2 separate regions of the Homo sapiens genome follow, and region 2 is linked to region 1. Evidence: read pairs that join two places in POLR2A ChIA-PET (ENCODE). Cell type or tissue: PC-3. All regions are shown on one strand. Each heading gives the region's core, and the rest is flanking DNA. Links, peaks and the distances in the headings are about the cores only. Region 1 overlaps SLC3A2 (solute carrier family 3 member 2). Region 2 overlaps PLAAT2 (phospholipase A and acyltransferase 2).

Evidence for each region. ChIA-PET counts read pairs that join two places held together with the same protein. Peaks named below come from ENCODE experiments on the same cell type or tissue, not always from the same donor. Only the 100,000 strongest peaks of a DNase experiment are listed, where the experiment ranks them.
Region 2: POLR2A ChIA-PET joins it to region 1 with 13 read pairs; 2 of 35 experiments call an interaction of 5 or more read pairs at or near these places.

Annotation. Positions count from the first base shown.
Region 1 is chr11:62,884,011-62,892,730 of GRCh38, reverse strand. SLC3A2 (solute carrier family 3 member 2) reads right to left here. Exons shown (of 9, transcript NM_001013251.3): 4 at 8,206-8,274; 5 at 8,041-8,099; 6 at 7,374-7,554; 7 at 7,123-7,266; 8 at 4,513-4,596; 9 at 3,871-4,400. The coding sequence ends at 4,038. Among named protein-coding and RNA genes, the nearest start is that of SLC3A2, 7.5 kb to the right of the region's middle. In PC-3, for the core only: a CTCF peak has its summit at 8,281 (motif pointing right); no DNase peak of the experiment used is centred there; H3K4me3 peaks cover 376 bases.
Region 2 is chr11:63,549,795-63,558,514 of GRCh38, reverse strand. It overlaps PLAAT2 (phospholipase A and acyltransferase 2), which reads left to right. Exons shown (of 4, transcript NM_017878.2): 3 at 1-123; 4 at 5,450-5,745. The coding sequence ends at 5,551. Among named protein-coding and RNA genes, the nearest start is that of PLAAT2, 9.2 kb to the left of the region's middle. RefSeq lists an enhancer at 4,421-4,540. In PC-3, for the core only: no CTCF peak of the experiment used is centred there; a DNase peak (open chromatin) is centred at 5,414; H3K27ac peaks cover 1,567 bases.

The sequences.
Region 1 (8,720 bases), core at 582-8,581:
TATCCACCCTGACCCATGAGCCAAAGGCAGGTAATTGGCCAGGGATCCCAGGAAGGACCAAGTCCATTGGCACATGGGGCTTGACCATGGTACTAAGGCCTGGGTCTGAATGGCAGCTCCATTGCTGTGTCTAGAAGGGTCCCTTTACTTCTCTGAGCCCTCAGCCTCCATGAACAGGGTTCCCACAGTCCTCCTAGGTGTGTGTCATAATGACTTAAAAGTGAAAGTCATTAAACCAATGACTTGCTACATTGTTACATTATCTCAGTTTGTGGTGCCCTTAACCCTTAAGAGAGGTTCTCAGTGCTTATCATTTCAAGCGCTTGGTCCTTTGGAGGTTGGAAATCATGTCAGAACAGGGTCTTGTTCACCCCTGTACCCAGAAAGTTGAGCATGGTACCAGAGACAGAGCAGTAACTCAAAAATGCTTGCTAACAGCCGGGCGCAGTGGCTCATGCCTGTAATTCCAGCACTTTGGGAGGCCAAGAAGGGCAGATGACTTGAGGTCACGAGTTCAAGACCAGCCTGGCCAACATGGTGAAACCGTCTCTACTAAAAATACAAAAATTAGCTGGGTGTGGTGGCAGGCACCTGTAATTCCCAGCTACTCAGGAGGCTGAGGCAGGAGAATCACCTGAACCCGGGAGGCGGAGGTTGCAGTGAGTCCAGATGAATACCACTGCACTCCAGCCTGGGCGAAAGAGCAAGATTCCATCTCAAAAATAAATAAATAAAATAGTAAATTTTATGCCATGTATCTTATAATTTTTTTTTTTTTTTTTTTTTTTTTGAGACAGGGTCTCACTCTGTCACCCAGGTTGGAGTGCAGTGGTGCAATCATACCTCACTGCAGCCTCAACCTCCAGAGTTCAAGTGATCTTCCCGCCTTAGCTTCCAGGTTAGCTGGGACTACAGGCACATGCAACCATGCCCAGCTAATTTTTTTTTTTAATAGAGACAGGGGTCTCACTATGTTGCCCAGGTTGGTCTCAAACTCCTGGCCTCAAGAAACCCTCCCACCTCAGCCTCCCAAAGTGCTAGGATTACAAGCATGAGCCACCAGTTGGCCTTACTATACTTTTCTTAAGTGAAAATCTCCCTGGTGGTCTAGTGGTTAGGACGGGGGAAAAGATGAAAATTAAATAAGCACATAACCATAATGAGGCTCCATCCATAATAGCACTAAGATAAAAACTGTGTTAAGAGGGGAGTCCAGGAGGCAGAGGAAGGAGGAAAGGGGGAGGGCTGGAGCTGGGACCCTGGGAAAGGACATGGACAGGGAAGGGTGGGGAGCCTCAGGAAGAGGCCCAGAGCAGGCAACAGCCAGAAGGTGGGGCGGGTGTGGGGGTGGTTGCTGAGAGAGAAGGGAAACCCTAGGCAGAGGGAAGCCAAGGCCCAGCAGGCTGAGTGTCTTCTCAGGAACTGTGCTGACAGCCTCAGGATCCTGGGCCTTAATTTGGGTCTTTTAATGTCTTGATCTCTCCCCTACACCAGGAAACCCTCAGAGGCCCAGGCCCACTCCAGGACACAGCCCATGGGAAGTGAAGCCTGCACCAGTGACCCGCGTTTTTTGTTTTGTTTTTTTTTTTCCGAGACTGAGTCTTGCTCTTTTGCCCAGGCTGGAGTGCAGTGGTGTGATCTTGCTCACTGCAACCTCCGCCTCCCAGGTTCAAGCAATTCTCCTTTCTCAGCCTCCCGAGTAGCTGGGATTACAGGCGCCCACCACCATGCCCGGCTAATTTTTGTATTTTCAGTAGAGACGGGGTTTTGCCATATTGGTCAGGCTGTTCTCGACCTCCTGACCTCAGGTGATCCAACTGCCTCGGCCTCCCAAAGTGCTGGGATTACAGGCACGAGCCACCGCACCCAGCCAGCATTCTTTTCTGTAAGAAAACTAAGAGAGCCGAACTAACTCCAAGGGCCATGAGGCCTGCGCAGATCACTAGTACTGCAACAGGATCCCAACAGCAAATACTGCAGATCTGCTTGCACAATAAACGCAGGACCAGCCAGGCACGTGGCTCACGCCTGTAATCCCAGCACTTTGAGAGGCCGAGGTGGGCGGATCACGAGATCAGGAGATCGAGACCATCCTGGCTAACACGGTGAATCCCCGTCTCTACTAAAAATACAAAAAAATTAGACGGGTGTGGTGGCGGGCGCCTGTAGTCCCAGCCACTCGGGAGGCTGAGGCAGGAGAATGGCATGAACCTGGGAGGCGGAGCTTGCAGCGGTCGCACCACTGCACTCCAGCCTAGGTGACAAGAGTGAGTCTCAAAAAAAAAAAAAAAAAAAAAGAAACGCAGGACCCAAACACTTCTTAACACTTCTTACCACCTCCACTACTACCATCCTAGAAAGTATTCTAGGTTGCAGGAACAAACCATCTTAACTGGCCTCCCTGCAAGCTGGCTAGTAACAGCCAGTGAAGTCTGTTAAATTCCAAGCGAGACCATGTCACTCTGCTCAAAACCCTCCAACAACTCCCATTCCACTCCCTCAGACTCTATGTGTAGTGAAGAATTCTTACTTGGAAGTCTGGCCTTTACCCTCGGCTACTGGTAAGTGCCCTCTAGACCCATGGAATGTCCTGACCAACAGGAGTGTCAGTGATAAATGTGATTTACGATCTGAGCTTTGGAACAGGCAACCTCTGGGGGAAATGGAGACAACTAAAGGCCTTAGCCCAAAGCTCTCACAGGGGCTGAAGATTAAAGGTCAGCCACAGGGCACTATGTGATTAAACACCAGGGGAAACTCGGCACACCCAAGGATCAAGTGAGCTTCTCTGGTTATATCTCCGTCATGGCCGGGAAGAAGTACCAGGACTCCATTGCAAGATAGCAGGAAGCTTCTTATTTAGCTCCCTCCCAGACCCCGCCCCAGGCCTCTCATCTTTTGGCTGGCTCTGGGTATGCTTTTGCTGTAATAAAACCATAATCCCAATACCTTCCTGAGTTCTGAGTCACTCTAGTCTATTACCTACCTGAAGGTGGTCATGGGGACCCCTGAACTTGCAGCTGGTATTGAAGTGAAAACAGACTTGTGGGGACCATGCCCTCCAACCACGTAGGCTGCCAAACTCTCTGCACCCTACGTGACCACCTTATTACAACTGTCATGATCTGCCCACTCCTTGCCGATGAGACTTCATCCCTTACTCCTTTCCTCATTCATATCAGCCAGGCTCCCACCCCTCAGTCCCAGGAAGCCCCTTCCCCAGATACTCACCAGGTGAACTCCCTCACTTATTAGGCCTTTACTCACAGGTCACCTCCGTGGTGAGGCCTCCTTTGGCCCCCTCTACCCTGAAACACCTTTCCTGCTTTACTTTTTCCTCCATAAAAACACTGTCACCATATCCTCTGCACTACAACAGCTGTGTCTTTTTTCTTTGCTCCCCAAAGGGTATGAGCCCCAAGGAGGCAGGAATTTTTGTACTGTGTTCCCTGCTGTGACCCCAGAACAGGGACAGTTTCTGGTATGTGCTGAGTGTTCAACAAATTCTTGAATGCATGACCTCTAGTATCCTTTAGAAATACCTTTTAAAAACCAGACCATCCCACCCCTACTCTCCGTGAAAGGCCAAGTCTGCAAAAACAGGAAAACTAACTATGTTTGGCTAGAGCCCTTTGCTGAAGGGGATGAAGTTAAGAGTCGGCAAGACCCAAGATGTCCAGAGAGCCCCGTGGCCCAGCATGGGTGAGGCATGGGTGCTTTCCCAGCCCTGACACCTCCATGCTGTTGACTTTGGGAGGCCCCCTCTCCTCTGGCCCTGGGACCCTACATAAATAATGAAGGAGTTGGAGGAGACGCATGGGAGGGGAGGAAGGAGAGAAATTCCTGCTATGAGAGAAGCAGAGGGAAGACTTCACCATGCAGGGGTGACTTTTATTTGAAGGCAGAAAACACCCTATTTGGGGGTTCACTCATAATCTGCAACAGTTTGTTTGTTTGTTTTTAAAAAAGAGAAAAATCAGAAGCCAAAGGGCCTGGGAAGGAAAGGAGAAGGGTAGTGGGTCCATGTCAGGCTGAAGTCAGGCCGCGTAGGGGAAGCGGAGCAGCAGCCCTTCGTGAGGCTCCAGTTTCAGGCGTTCCAGCTCAAGAGGGGAGCCCTCCTCACGGCCTGGCTGGGTGCTGAGCAGGAGGTCAGCCTTGGCTGGCAGGCTGGCGCTGGCAGGCAGGTCGGAGGCCTGCAGTCCAGCCGAGAGGCCCACATCCCCAAAGTTAAGCACTACCAGAAAACGCTCATTCTGGTCCCAGTGGCGGATATAGGAGAAGAGTCCAGGCCCAGCGGAGAACGCGTGGAAGTCCCCATGCAGTAGGGAGCGCTCCTTACTCCGCTGGTCACTCAGCCGCCGGAACAAGGAAAGGAGGGAGCCAGGGTCTTCACTCTGGCCCTAAGAATGATAAAAACATAGCAGAAGCGTGTGAGGGGCTCCCCTGGGTACAGACTTCTACAAGCCCAGCCCACCCTCCACCGGTCAGTTTCTACCCATCTAGAACTCTTACCTTCACAGTCATGTTGGCACTTACAGCCCCTGGGATGTCAGGGAAGCTGGACTCATCCCACAGCATGACTGGAGCCTCCATAGGCTGAAAAGCAGAGAAAATAGGACTTTAAAAAGGCCTGGGGTCAGGCATGGTGGCTCACATCTGTAATTCCAGCAGTCTGGGAGGTCAAGGCCAAGAGGATTGCTTGAGCCCAGGCATTTGAAACCAGCCTCAGCAACATAATGAGCCCTCATCTCTACTACAAAATTTTTAAAAATTAGCTGGGTGTAGTGTTACATCCCTATAGTCCCAGATACTGGGGAGGCTGAGGAGGGAGGATCACTTGAACCCAGGAGTTTGAGCTTGCAGTGAGCCATGACTCCACCACTGTACTCCAGCCTGGGCAACAGAGTGAGACCCTGTCTCAAAAAAAAAGCCCTGGGCCCACTGTCCCGTATCCCTCTTCCCATTCACATCCTCATCAATATATAACCTCCCCAACTCATGTCTGGCTAACTTTTTTTTTTTTTTTTTTTTGAGACGGAGTCTCGCTCTGTTCAGGCTGGAGTGCAATGGCACGATCTTGGCTTACTGCAATCTCTGCCTCCTGGGTTCAAGCGATTCTCCTGCCTCAGCCTCCCCAGTAGCTGACCATAGGTGTGCACCACCACACCCAGCTAATTTTTTTGTATTTTTAGTAAAGACGGGGTTTCACCATGTTGGCTAGGCTGGTCTCGAACTCTTGACCTCAGGTGATCCACCCACCTTGGCCTCCCAAAGTGCTGGGATTACAGGCATAAGCCACGACACCCGGCCTGGCTAACTTCTACTGGATGAGTGAGGCAGGCTCCCACCTCAGGGTCCTCACACATACACTGTTGCCCCTCAGCCAAGAGCTCCCAGATGGCTGCCAGCCAGCTCTCTCACTTCCCTCAGGTATCTGCTTGGTTATCTTACCAGGTCTCCTATGGCTACTCTCTATAAAACAAGCCCCATCATCCCCTAGTCTCTAGGCTCCTTACCCCGCCTTCTTTTGCATAGCACTGATCAGCAGCTGGCGTTTTATTTATGCATATCTAATTATCTAACCACCTCCAGCTCTCTTGTGCAATGCTGTATCCTCAGTGTAACAGACAGAAATTATTCTATAAACATCTGTGGAATAAATGAATAACTGGTTCTATAAACATCATGCTGATGGCCGGGTGCAGTGGCTCGCACCTGTAATCATAGCAGTTTGGGAGGCCAAGGTGGGAGGATCATTTGCACCCAGGAGTTTGAGAACAGCCTGGGCAACATAGTGAGACCACACCTCTACAAATTTTAAAAATTAGCTGTGGCCAGGCACAGTGGCTCACACCTGTAGTCCCAGCAATTTGGGAGATCAGGGCAGGCAGAGCGATTGAGCCCAGGAGTTGGAGACCAGCCTGGGCAACAACAGTGAAAGCCTGTCTCTACAAAAATTAGCCGGGCATGGTGGTGTGTGCCTGTATTCCCAGACCACCTGTATTCCCAGCTACTTGGGAAGCTGAGGCAGGAGTATCACTTGAACCCAAGAGGCAGAGGTTGCAGTGAGACATAATCGCACCACTGCAATCCAGCCAGATCAACAGAGCAAGAACCTGTCTCCAAAAAAAAAAAAGATCAGCTGGGCATGATGGCACGCACCTATCTATGGTACATATCCCAGCTACTCAGGAGGCTGAGGTGGGATGATCACTTCGGCCTGGGAGGCGGAGGCTGCAATGAACCAAGATCATGCCACTGCACTCCAGCCTGGGCGACATAGGGAAATGCTGTCTTAAAAACAAAAACAAAAAACAAACAAACAAACAAAAAAAAAAAGTCGGGGATCAACAGTAACCCTGTATCTAAAGCTAGTGAATGCCTTTGTAGTAGTATCCCTACCATGTATTTCTTTCTTTCTTTTCTTTTCTTTTTTTTTTTGGAGAAGGAGTCTCCCTCTGCCGCCCAGGCTAAAGTGCAGTGGCACAATCTCAGTTCACTGCAACCTCTGCCTCCAGGTTCAAGCGATTCTCTTGCCTCAGCCTCCCCAGTAGCTGGGACTACAGGCGTGCACCACCACACCTGGCTAATTTTTGTATTTTTAGTAGAGACTGGGTTTCACCCTGTTGGCTAGGCTGGTTTCGAACTCCTTACCTCCAGTGATCCACCCACCTTGGACTCCCAAAGTGCTAGGATTACAGGCATGAGCCACCGTGCCCAGCCACTGCCATGTACTTCTCCACTTATTTATCTGGCTCCCTCACTAAACTATGAGCTCCTGAGGGCACAGAGCCTAGCACAGTACCCACTGTCCAAAGAATAAAGGAATGAATAAATGAATGGTGGCTACCATAGCAAACATCTGCCAGGTACCAGGCATTACCATTAAAAACATGCCCTCATTTAATACTAACCACCCTTCAAGAAATGCAGTAACACAAGGGATGACCAAAATTCAGAAAGGTAAAATAATTTGCCCAAAGCCACATAGCCACTCAGCTACTGACTAAGAATCAAACGCGTTTTCACCCCAAGGCTCACGTCTATGTGCCGCCATCCCCAGAATCATCATTGTAAGATGGATAAACAACCTCCCTGTGACAGAAAGACAGCAAGCAGTACCTGTCCAGGAAGGGCAGCTGCATCCAGGCCAATCTCATCCCCGTAGCTGAAAACAGGGGTCCCTGGCAGGGTGAAGAGCATCAGCTGGTAGAGTCGGAGAAGTTGAGCCGGCAAGAAGGAAGTCAGGAGCCTTGCCTGAGACAACTACAGGGAGAGACACTCCAGTGAGCCCCATAACCCACCTCTGCCTCTGTCTCCCAACAACCCTTTCTTCTCCCATCTGCCCCCTTTCCCACCAGCATGGTACTCACACTCCAGCTGCACCAGCGATTGCCAGTGGCATTCAAATACTGTGTGACTAGGGATTTTGTATGCTCCCCAGTAGAACCAGAATCAGACAGGTATGAGCTAGTCAACAGCAAGTCTTTGTTGGATTCGAGTAGGCTCAGGATCTGCTGAAGGTCGGAGGAGTTAGTCCCCGCAATCAAGAGCCTGCAGAGGGGAGGGAGGAGTTCAAGGTTAGCACAAGAAAGAATGGGGCCAGGCGCAGTGGCTCACGCCTGTAATCCCAACACTTTGGGAGGCTGAGGCGGGTGGATCACTTGAGGTCAGGAGTTCGAGACTGGCTTGACCAACATGGAGAAACCCCGTCTCTACTAAAAATACAAAATTAGCCAGGTGTGGTGGCCCGCGTCTGTAATCCCAGCTACTTGGGATGCTGAGGCAGGAGAATCGCTTGAACCCAGGAGGCAGAGGTTGCAGTGAGCCAAGATCACGCCATCGCACCCCAGCCTGGGCAAAAAGAGCGGAACTCCATCTCAAAAAAAAAAAAAAAAAAAAAAAAAAAAAAAAAAAGCTAAAGAAAGAATAAAGGTAAAGAAAATGCTCTAGACTAGGAATCCCCCCTTCTTAGGCCTAGCACTCCACTGAGGGGTTCCCACATTGGAGCTGAGTCAGCAGAATGGCTCCTGCACCCACCTGTCTTCACTGAAGCCCTTGGTGATATTTTGCCACTCAGCCAAGAATGAGGATGCATCCTAGAAAGAAAAAAGCAGAATCAAGGACCAGAGAATATTATGAGGCTCTAGCTGAGTCCCTCTGTTCTCGCCCAAGCTTTGTCCCTAATGTGGAAAGGGAACTCACCTTCAGATTCTCTATGTCCCGAACCTGGAACCCATCCACGCCAGCTTGCAGCCAAAACTCCAGAGCATCCTATAGGGGGCAGAAGAATAAAGGACAGACATCAGTTCTCAGGAAAAGGCTCAGAAAATTCCAGCCCACACTAAACCTCACCCACCACACACTTCCCCGGGAGCTGGGGAGAGTCCTGTGCCTTGCCTGGGTCTTCCCCACCTGCACTACAAAGGCTTAGCCTTTGGACCCCTCCAGCTCTACCCTTCCACTCATTTTCTTAGTGCTACAGCATTTTACTTCTCATTCTTGCCTCTGGCAAATCACACAGCTTCAACTTTGAAAGCCACAGAAAAGGCCCCAGAGAAAAGGTATGTCCATAAACATAACTTCGTTTAACACTTAGCATTGGAATGTTAGCATACCTATTTTAGAGATGAAGAAACAGACCCAGAGAAGCAGGGAGACGCGTCCACAGTCATAATCAGTGAGCAGCAGACAGGATCTAAAATGTCAGTCAAGATCCC
Region 2 (8,720 bases), core at 564-8,563, 670 kb before region 1:
TCCAACAAAATCGTCAAGCGGGCAGAGGAGTTGGTGGGGCAGGAGTTGCCTTATTCGCTGACCAGTGACAACTGCGAGCACTTCGTGAACCATCTGCGCTATGGCGTCTCCCGCAGTGACCAGGTGCATCTTCAGCCTGCATCCCCTTCCCAGGAGCCAGGCCACTCCCTCAGCTGCCAGAGGCTGGGTCCCTGCTGGGGCCAGGGTGGGATGGAAATAGACATGAGCAAGACAAAATAGCAGATATGAAACTGTTGTCCTTGAGGGTGTCACATTTGGGGTGGGGACAAGGGTGGGGAGATAGGCAAGTCGGCAATGTAGACCAGTGCAGTGGGTTGGGGGGTGGCCACAGAAGGGAGTCACAGCCTGAAACAGCCCTCCACAGCCCTAGAGGCCGGCTTTATGATTCCCACTTTACAGATGGGGAAACTGAGGCTCACCGTGCTTAAGTAACTTGTCCAAATTCATTAAACTCCTAGTTATTGAGTCTCTAGTCCATGTCAGCCATGGTGAAGAGCGGGGGAGTTAAACCTACATGTGTTCTCTCCAAGGGCCCCGATCAAGGAAGGCTTTGTAGAAGAGGTCACACCCGAGCCCAGCCTGATTTAATTATTTTGATTAATCTGAAAGAAAATGAGCTGGAGATTACCAGGGAACGGGGGCAATAAGGAGTGTAGGCAGAGGGAACAGCGTGAGCCAGGAAGGGGAAAAGCCCAGATCATGTTGGGCAATTGTTTTCTGTAAAGGGCCAGATAGTAAATGTCTTCGATTTTATGGGCCAGGTGTTCTCTGTCTTATTACCCTGCTGCCGTAGTTTGCAGCACAAAAGCAGCCACAGACAATATATAAATGAACAGGCGAGACTGTCTTCCAATAAGTGTATTATTTATTTTTTACAAAAATAGTTCACAGGTTGGATTTGACCCATGGGCCATAGTTGGCCAACTTTTGGATACAGGGTCTCACAAACTTTTTTTTTTTTGATACAGAGTCTCACTCTGTCACCCAGACTGCAGTATATCATGTGGAGTTCGATCATGGCTCACTGCAGCCTCGACCTCCTGGGCTCAAGCAATCCTCCCACCTCAGTCTCCTGAGTGGCTGGGACTACAGGAATGTGCCACTATGCCTGGCTAATTTTTGGATTTTTCTGTAGAGATGAGGTTTTGCCATGTTGTCCAGGCTGGTCTTGAACTCCTGGGCTCAAGCAATCCCCTTGACTCGGCCTCCCTTGGGATTACAGGTGTGAGCCACCACACTCAGTCCAAGATAACTTAAAAAACCACATATCCCCTCATACATTCTTAGATGACATCAAACACTTTAAAAAATCATAAATGTAAAAAATTTGTAAAGGAAAGGATGGATTTTGGTATATTGCATATTACATATTTGTGTACATGTTTTCTTCACAATCTTGGAGTTGCACATTTAGCTCATTCAGTTAGGGAAAAATGTCTTCCGTGTAGTTTAAATAGCCGAGCCAGGTGTTATTGTCAAACCAATCAGCCTAATCAGGCTTATTTTGACGTTCAGAAAAAAACTGACAATTTTTCAATTCAAATGAGTGTGTTAATGCACAGTTTCATGATAACCATCTCACTTTAGAATTCTCATTCTAAAGCAGCAGACAGATGAGGCAGGAGCCTCGACGTGGTTGCATATTCCTTTCTGAAGCCCTCTTTGTTTAGGAGCAATGCATTCTTGAATCCTCCCTTACTGGTGACTAGGAGTGTTTACACCTTAGCCTGTGCACCGTAGATTCAGGGTGTGGGAGGATTTAGCTGTTCTGTTGTATGATAGGAGAAGGAGAGGTGATAAAAAGGGGAGATGGGTAAGGAAAATCCACAACTTCTGGAAACAAGTACCCCAGGAGGGAGACCACGCTATTAACTGAGAGACTGCCAGGCCATGCTGGGCACTGGGGCACGGTGGGACATGCTCTGGTACTCAGTGGGAACCCTGCTGACAGGGTCTCCCCTCTGTTGAGCTGAGGAGGGTAGACCTATCTCTGAATGGGAGGGGTGTCGGAAGGGGATTGGGGGTGGGCTGCCTTATCATACATCTAAAAGCTCTTCTATAGGCTGTGCAGAAGCCACAAAATCAATCTGGAAGACCCCAATTTTAGGAAGTGGTTGGCCCTCTGCTATGCTTCTGAGGGGTCAGAACTCAAGCCAATGGGGAAGACTCAGGGGAGGCAGTTTTATTTAGTTTGTCCCTTGTCCTGGAGCCTCTCTTGTTGAACTTCATCTCCTGCAGGTCACCCAATAACTTGCCTTTCTTTCTTCCTCTCCCTCCTTCCTTCTCATCTGACTCTGTCTGTCTGGAAAGACTCTCCTCTGTCTGTCTCTAGCTCTTGCTCTGTAAGAAAGTGGACTTGTGAAAGCTGCAGGACTCTTGGCACACAACAACGCCATCCAGCCCCTGCTCTAATAGATGACCAAGCTCTAGCACTGCTTCTGGCAAAATAAGGCTGTGTCCGTAGGATGACCCTAGCCCCCCGATAAATGCCTGCCTAAGAAAGCTCTCTGCTGCCAGGAGAATTTACCATTTGTTCTAACGAACACCTGACAAAGACCCTGACCCTTTCTTAGACTGTTTATTACAAAGGACTTATAATTATGAATCCTTCCTCTGTCCCTTTGAAACATAGATACAGTCATCTCTTGGTATCCATGGGTGGGGAAGGGATTGATTCCAGGACCCCCTGAGGACACCAAAATCCATGGATGCTGAAGTCCCTTGTATAAAATGGTATGATATTTGCATATAACCTGTGCACATCCTCCCATGTACTTATTTTATTTTCGAGACAGCATCTCACTCTGTCACCCAGGCTGGAGTGCAGAGGTGCTTCACTGAAATGTGATCTCACCTCATTGCAGCCTCAACCTTCCTGGGCTCAGGGGATCCTCCCACCTCAGCCTCCTGAGTAGATGGGACTACAGGCACACGCCACCACACCCGGCTAATTTTTGTATTTCTTTTTTGTAGCAATGGGGTTTCACCATATTGCCCAGACTGGTCTCAATCTTCTGGGCTTAAGTGATCCACCTGCCTTGGCCTCCCAAACTGCTAGGATTACAGGCATGAGCCACTCATAATTACTCATAATACTCAATGCAATGTAAGTAGTTATACTGTATTTTAAAAATGTGTATTATTTTTTATTGTTCTTTAAAAAATTTTTTTTCCAAATGTTTTCAATCCACAATTGATTGGATCCATGGATGTGGAATCCATGGATATGGAGGGCTGACTGTATATCCCTTACAACTCTGAAGTGCCTTCCTCAAGGACCTGAGAGCCAGTCCTTTGAAATATAATCATCAGGAAGGATAGAGCCTCTGTCCCCAATATCCGTGGGAGGTTAGAATCCTAACTTTGATAATTGCCAGCTAGCAGACACAGCTGGCCTCATCGCATATTCAGGGACTAATCCTTTGTAATATTTCACCTCCCTGACTCTATGAGCCCTCGCTCACCCGTCTCCCTACTCCTCCATCTCCCTTTACAATGTCAGTCACCTCTGCACAAATTGGAATGGAGCTCAGCTCTTTCCCTGCTGTCAGTAGAGACTGAATCAAATCTGTTTTTGCTGTCTTAAGTTATGTCTGGCTTTGTTTGTCTTTGACACTTGGAAACAATTCTGAGTGTATTTGAATAAAATGGTTTTTTTTCCCCCTTTCTTTTCCCCAGTCACTCACATGCTTCAAATTCATTGATACTCCACAGAAATCTGCTATTTGGTCGCTGGTTTAAATACTTGCTTCCCTGTCTGTGAAGGGCTTAAGTGCCCCTGTTGGGAAGTCAGGCAGATCTGAGCCTTGTCACTTGTCAGCTGTGTGGCTTTGCGTGAGTTCTTTTTTTTTTTTTCTTTTTTTTTTGAGACATAGTCTCACTCTGTCACCAAGGCTGGAGTGCAGTGGCGTGATCTTGGCTCACTGCAACCTCTGCCTCCTGGGTTCAAGCAATTCTCCTGCCTCAGCCTCCCAGGTAGCTGGGATTATAGGCACCCGCCACCATGCCTGGCTAATTTTTTTTAGTGGAGACGGGGGTCTCACCATGTTGGCCAGGCTGGTCTCGAACTCCTGACCTCAAATGATCTGCCCACCTCAGCCTCCCAAAATGCTGGGATTACAGGTGTGAGCCACCGCCCCCCCGGCCTTTGCGTGAGTTCTTTACACTGTCCATCCTCAGTCTTCTCCTCTGGAAAGTAGGAATTAGAATCACTACCTCCTAGAGTTGTCAGGCAGATTAAAAAAAATACTGGGCCTGGAGAGTTCCCAGCACAGTGCTGATATCTAGAAAGCAGCCATTCTCACAGTTTTCACCCCCACCCCCCACCCCGTGTTGTTTCCCCCAGTCGCTCCAGTGCTAGTCTCTCAGAGACAGTGGCCCAGGCAGGGCAGACCCACAGGATCGCAGCAGACTGTCTCGGCTAGCTCCCAAAAGCTGTGCCGAGCACACCAACCCTCGGGGGTCGGCCTCACATCTCTGTGGTTTTTTCAGTTTCTTCTTCCTTTTGCAGAACCATTTCCTGCCAGCACATAAGTGAGACAATCTTACTCATTAAAGCACACCCTCAATGCTCCTCATGGGCCAGCATTTGTTCAGCAGATGAATTATGAGTGCCGACTCTGTGCCTGGCAGTGGGATCAGCACCTGGGACATTGAGACCAATCCAGGCGAGCTCCCTGCCCTCAAGCCTGTGTAGTGAGAGTTCCCAGGGGTGATTTCCCAACTTCATATCTGCCTCAAGGGCCCCAGTCAGCCAGCCCTGACCTAGAACATTGGGGCACTGCCCCTCTGTCCTTGCTGGGGGTTTACTATGCTTTTTGCTTTAATTATTATTGTTATTTTTTAAGACAGGGACTCACTTTGTCACCCAAGCTGGAATGCAGTGGTGCAATCTTGGCTCACTGCAACCTCCGCCTCCTGGGCTCAAGTCATCTTCCTGCCTCAGCCTCCTGAGTAGCTGGGACTACAGGTGTGCACCACCTGGACTCAGCTGTTTTTTTTTTTTTGTATTTTTTTGTAGAGATGGGGGTCTCACCATGTTGCCTAGGCTGGTCTTGAACTCCTGGGCTCAAGCAATCGGCCCATCTCAGCCTCCCAAGGTGTGAGGATTGCAGGTGTGAACCACTGAGCCCGACCTATTATGCTTTTAATACCCACAGGTGCATCTGGTTTTCCTCCTTTGACTCTGTGTATATCACGCCTATGGCTTCATTCTTCCATTCATTCTGTGCCCACCAGACATCTCCACTCCTCTTTCCTGGGTGGCCTGACCTCTTGGCATCCCCTCTCCCAGCCAATATTTGTTCCCTCTGTGATTCAAATGAAGAGGACTGGGCCAGATGAGTCTTTCCTGAGCTGTAGTTTCCTGGTGTATGTATCGTGGTCCCGCCCTGATGCTGAGTGTGCTCTCCCTTCTCTTCTGCTGCAGGTCACTGGTGCAGTCACGACAGTAGGTGTGGCAGCAGGCCTGCTGGCTGCCGCAAGCCTTGTGGGGATCCTGCTGGCCAGAAGCAAGCGGGAAAGGCAATAAATCCAAGAAATTGTCCCAACAACCACCAATTCTTACGGAGGAATATTATTTAGCCAGCAGGAGTGGAGTTTGGTTTACTGATTTTACTGTTTTGTGTTCATGAATCTTTATTTTAATGGAGTTAAAAGCACAGGAAAATGTATTTGGAAATGCAGCTTAGTATGAATTCTATTAAAGACACAATTGGGCTCTGCTATGGACTGAATGCTTGTGTTTCTCTCACACTCCAAATTCATATGTTGAACTCTAACCCACCTGTGGGATGGTATTGGAGGTGGGGTCACTGGGAGGTAATTAGGTTGTGAGGGTAGAGCCTCTAGGATGGATTTAGTGTTCTTATATGAAAAGGAAGAGACTAGACCGGGCACAGTGGCTCATGCCTGTAATCCCAGCACTTTGGGAGGCCAAGGTGGGAGGATCACCTGAGGTCAGGAGTTCGAGACCAGCCTGGCCAACGTGGTGAAACCCCATCTCTACTAAAAATACAAAAATTAGCCAGGCGTGGAGGCAGGTGCCTGTAATCTCAGCTACTCGGGAGGCTGAGGCACGAGAATTGCTTGAACCCGGGAGGCAGAGGTTGCAGTGAGCCAAGATCATGCCATTGTACTCCAGCCTGGGCGGCAGAATGAGACCCTGTTTCAGAAAAAAAAAAAAAAAAAAGAAAAAAAGAAAAGGAAGAGACCAGAGCTGGCACTCTCTCCACCACGTGAGGATCTAGTGAGAAGGTGGCTGTCTGCTAGCCAGGAAGATTCTCCAGGTGCTCTCAGCATAGCTCTCACCCTGACAAGTGGCTGCCCTGAACACTTACTCCCTCCACCGCCCCAGGGAAGCACAGGTCTCCCCCTGGAGGATGCTTCCGGGGTGCATCCGCCATCTTTGGTCCCACCAATTTCTTCACAGGAAGTGAGAGAATGGGGGGCTGAGCAGCTCCTGACCTTTCTGCCCACAGCTTCAAGCTTGCACTGAGTGATGCTGCTCCAAGGCCTGAGCCTGCGAAATCTGCAGTGGGCAGACAGGAGCTGTCCTGGGACATCAAGCAAGGCTGCGAGTGAGACTGCCCATGCAAGTCTCATCAGAGAACATTCCAGTGGCCTGGCCCAGAAAACTGACTTTTAGGTCAAATTGACTGGAAGGGAATCCAGAGCTTTTGCTTAGTGGCTGTGTGACCTTGGGTCAGTGGCTTAGACTCTGAATCTAGTTTCCGTCCACACAGTATTAAAACTGCCCACCTCCCGGGAACTATGGAGATCATGTAGCCTGAGAATGCGGCTAGTGATTTTGACTTCGGAGTGTGTAAACAGAACAGCTGTTGTGGTCAATTTGAGCACGCTTTCCAAAACAGAGATGGCAGGAGAAGCTGTGTTTAACATCCCTTTGTGTCCGGAATTGCTGGGTTCTTGGTCTCACTGACTTCAAGAATGAAGCCGCGGACCCTCGCGGTGAGCATTACAGCTCTTAAGGTGGCGCGTCTGGAGTTTGTTCCTTTTGATGTTAGGATGTGTTCGGAGTTTCTTCCTTCTGGTGGGTTCGTGGTCTCGCTGGCTCAGGAGTGAAACTGCAGACCTTCGCGGTGAGTGTTACAGCTCTTAAGGCAGCACGTCTGAAGTTGTTCCTTCCTCCTGGTGGGCTGGTGGTCTTGCTGGCTTCAAGAGAGAAACTGCAGATCTTCGCGGTGAGTGTTACAGCTCATAAAAGCAGTGTGGACCCAAAAAGCGCGCAGTAGCAAGAGTTATTGCAAAGAGTAAAAGAACAAAGCTTCCACAATGTGGAAGGGGACCCGAGCAGGTTGCCACTCCTGGCTCGGGCAGCCTCCTTTTATTCTCTTGTCTGGCCCCCGCCCCTCCCGCCCCTCCCGCCCCCATCCTGCTGATTGGTAGAGCAGAGTGGTCTGTTTTGACAGGGTGCTGATTGGTGCGTTTACAATCCCTGAGCTACATATAAAGGTTCTCCACATCCCCATCAGATTAGTTAGATACAGAGTATGGACACAAAGGTTCTCCAAGGCCCCACCAGAGCAGCTAGATACAGAGTGTCGATTGGTGCATTCACAAACCTTGAGCTAAACACAGGGCGCTGATTGGTGTGTTTACAAACCTTGCGCTAGATACAGAGTGCCGATTGGTGTATTTACAATCCCTGAGCTAGAAATAAAGGTTCTTCAAGGCCCCAACAGAGCAGCTAGATACAGAGTGATGATTCGTGCACTCACAAACCCTAAGCTAGACACAGGGTGCTGATTGGTGTGTTTACAATCCCTGAGCTAGACATAAAGGTTCTCCACGTCCCCACCAGACTCAGGAGCCCAGCTGGCTTCACCCAGTGGATCCTGCACCGGGGCTGCAGGTGGAACTGCCTGCCAGTCCCGCGCGTGCGCCCACACTCCTCAGCCCTTGGGTGATTGATGGGACTGGGTGCTGTGGAGCAGGGGGCAGCGCTCGTCGGGGAGGCTCGGGGTGCACTGGGGCCCACGGAGGTGGGGGAAGGCTCAGGCATGGCAGGCTGCAGTCCCGAGGCCTGCCCCCTGGGAAGGCAGCTAAGGCCCAGCGAGAAATCGAGTGCAGCGCCAGTGGGCTGGCACTGCTGGGGGACCCAGTACACCCTCTGCAGCCGCTGGCCCGGGTGCTAAGTCCCTCATTGCTCGGGGCCGACAGGGCCGGCTGGCTGCTCCGAGTGCGGGGCCCGCCAAGCCCACGCCCACCCGGAACTCCAGCTGGCCAGCAAGTGCCGCACGCAGCCCCGGTTCCCGCTCGTGCCTCTCCCTCCACACTTCCCTGCAAGCTGAGGGAGTGGGCTCCGGCCTTGGCCAGCCCAGAAAGGGGCTCCCACAGTGCAGCGGTGGGCTGAAGGGCTCCTCAAGTGCCACCAAAGTGGGAGCCCAGGCAGAGGAGGCGCCGAGAGCGAGCGAGGGCTGTGAGGACTGCCAGCACGCTGTCACCTCTCACCTTTCTTTGATGGGCTAGAGACAGATCCCAGGGCCCTATCCCTGGCCCATCATGACGGCTTCCTTCTTCTCCTGTGTCTTGAGTGCCAAGGGTCAGGGCTCTGCAGGAAGGGCCAGGTCCAACCATGGGACCTCCTGATGGTTTGAGTAGATCTTTGCAGGAACTAAGACCCTCCCTACTAATGTCTTAAATTATTTTCTCTTACCCCAAAAGGAGACTTTAAGCCA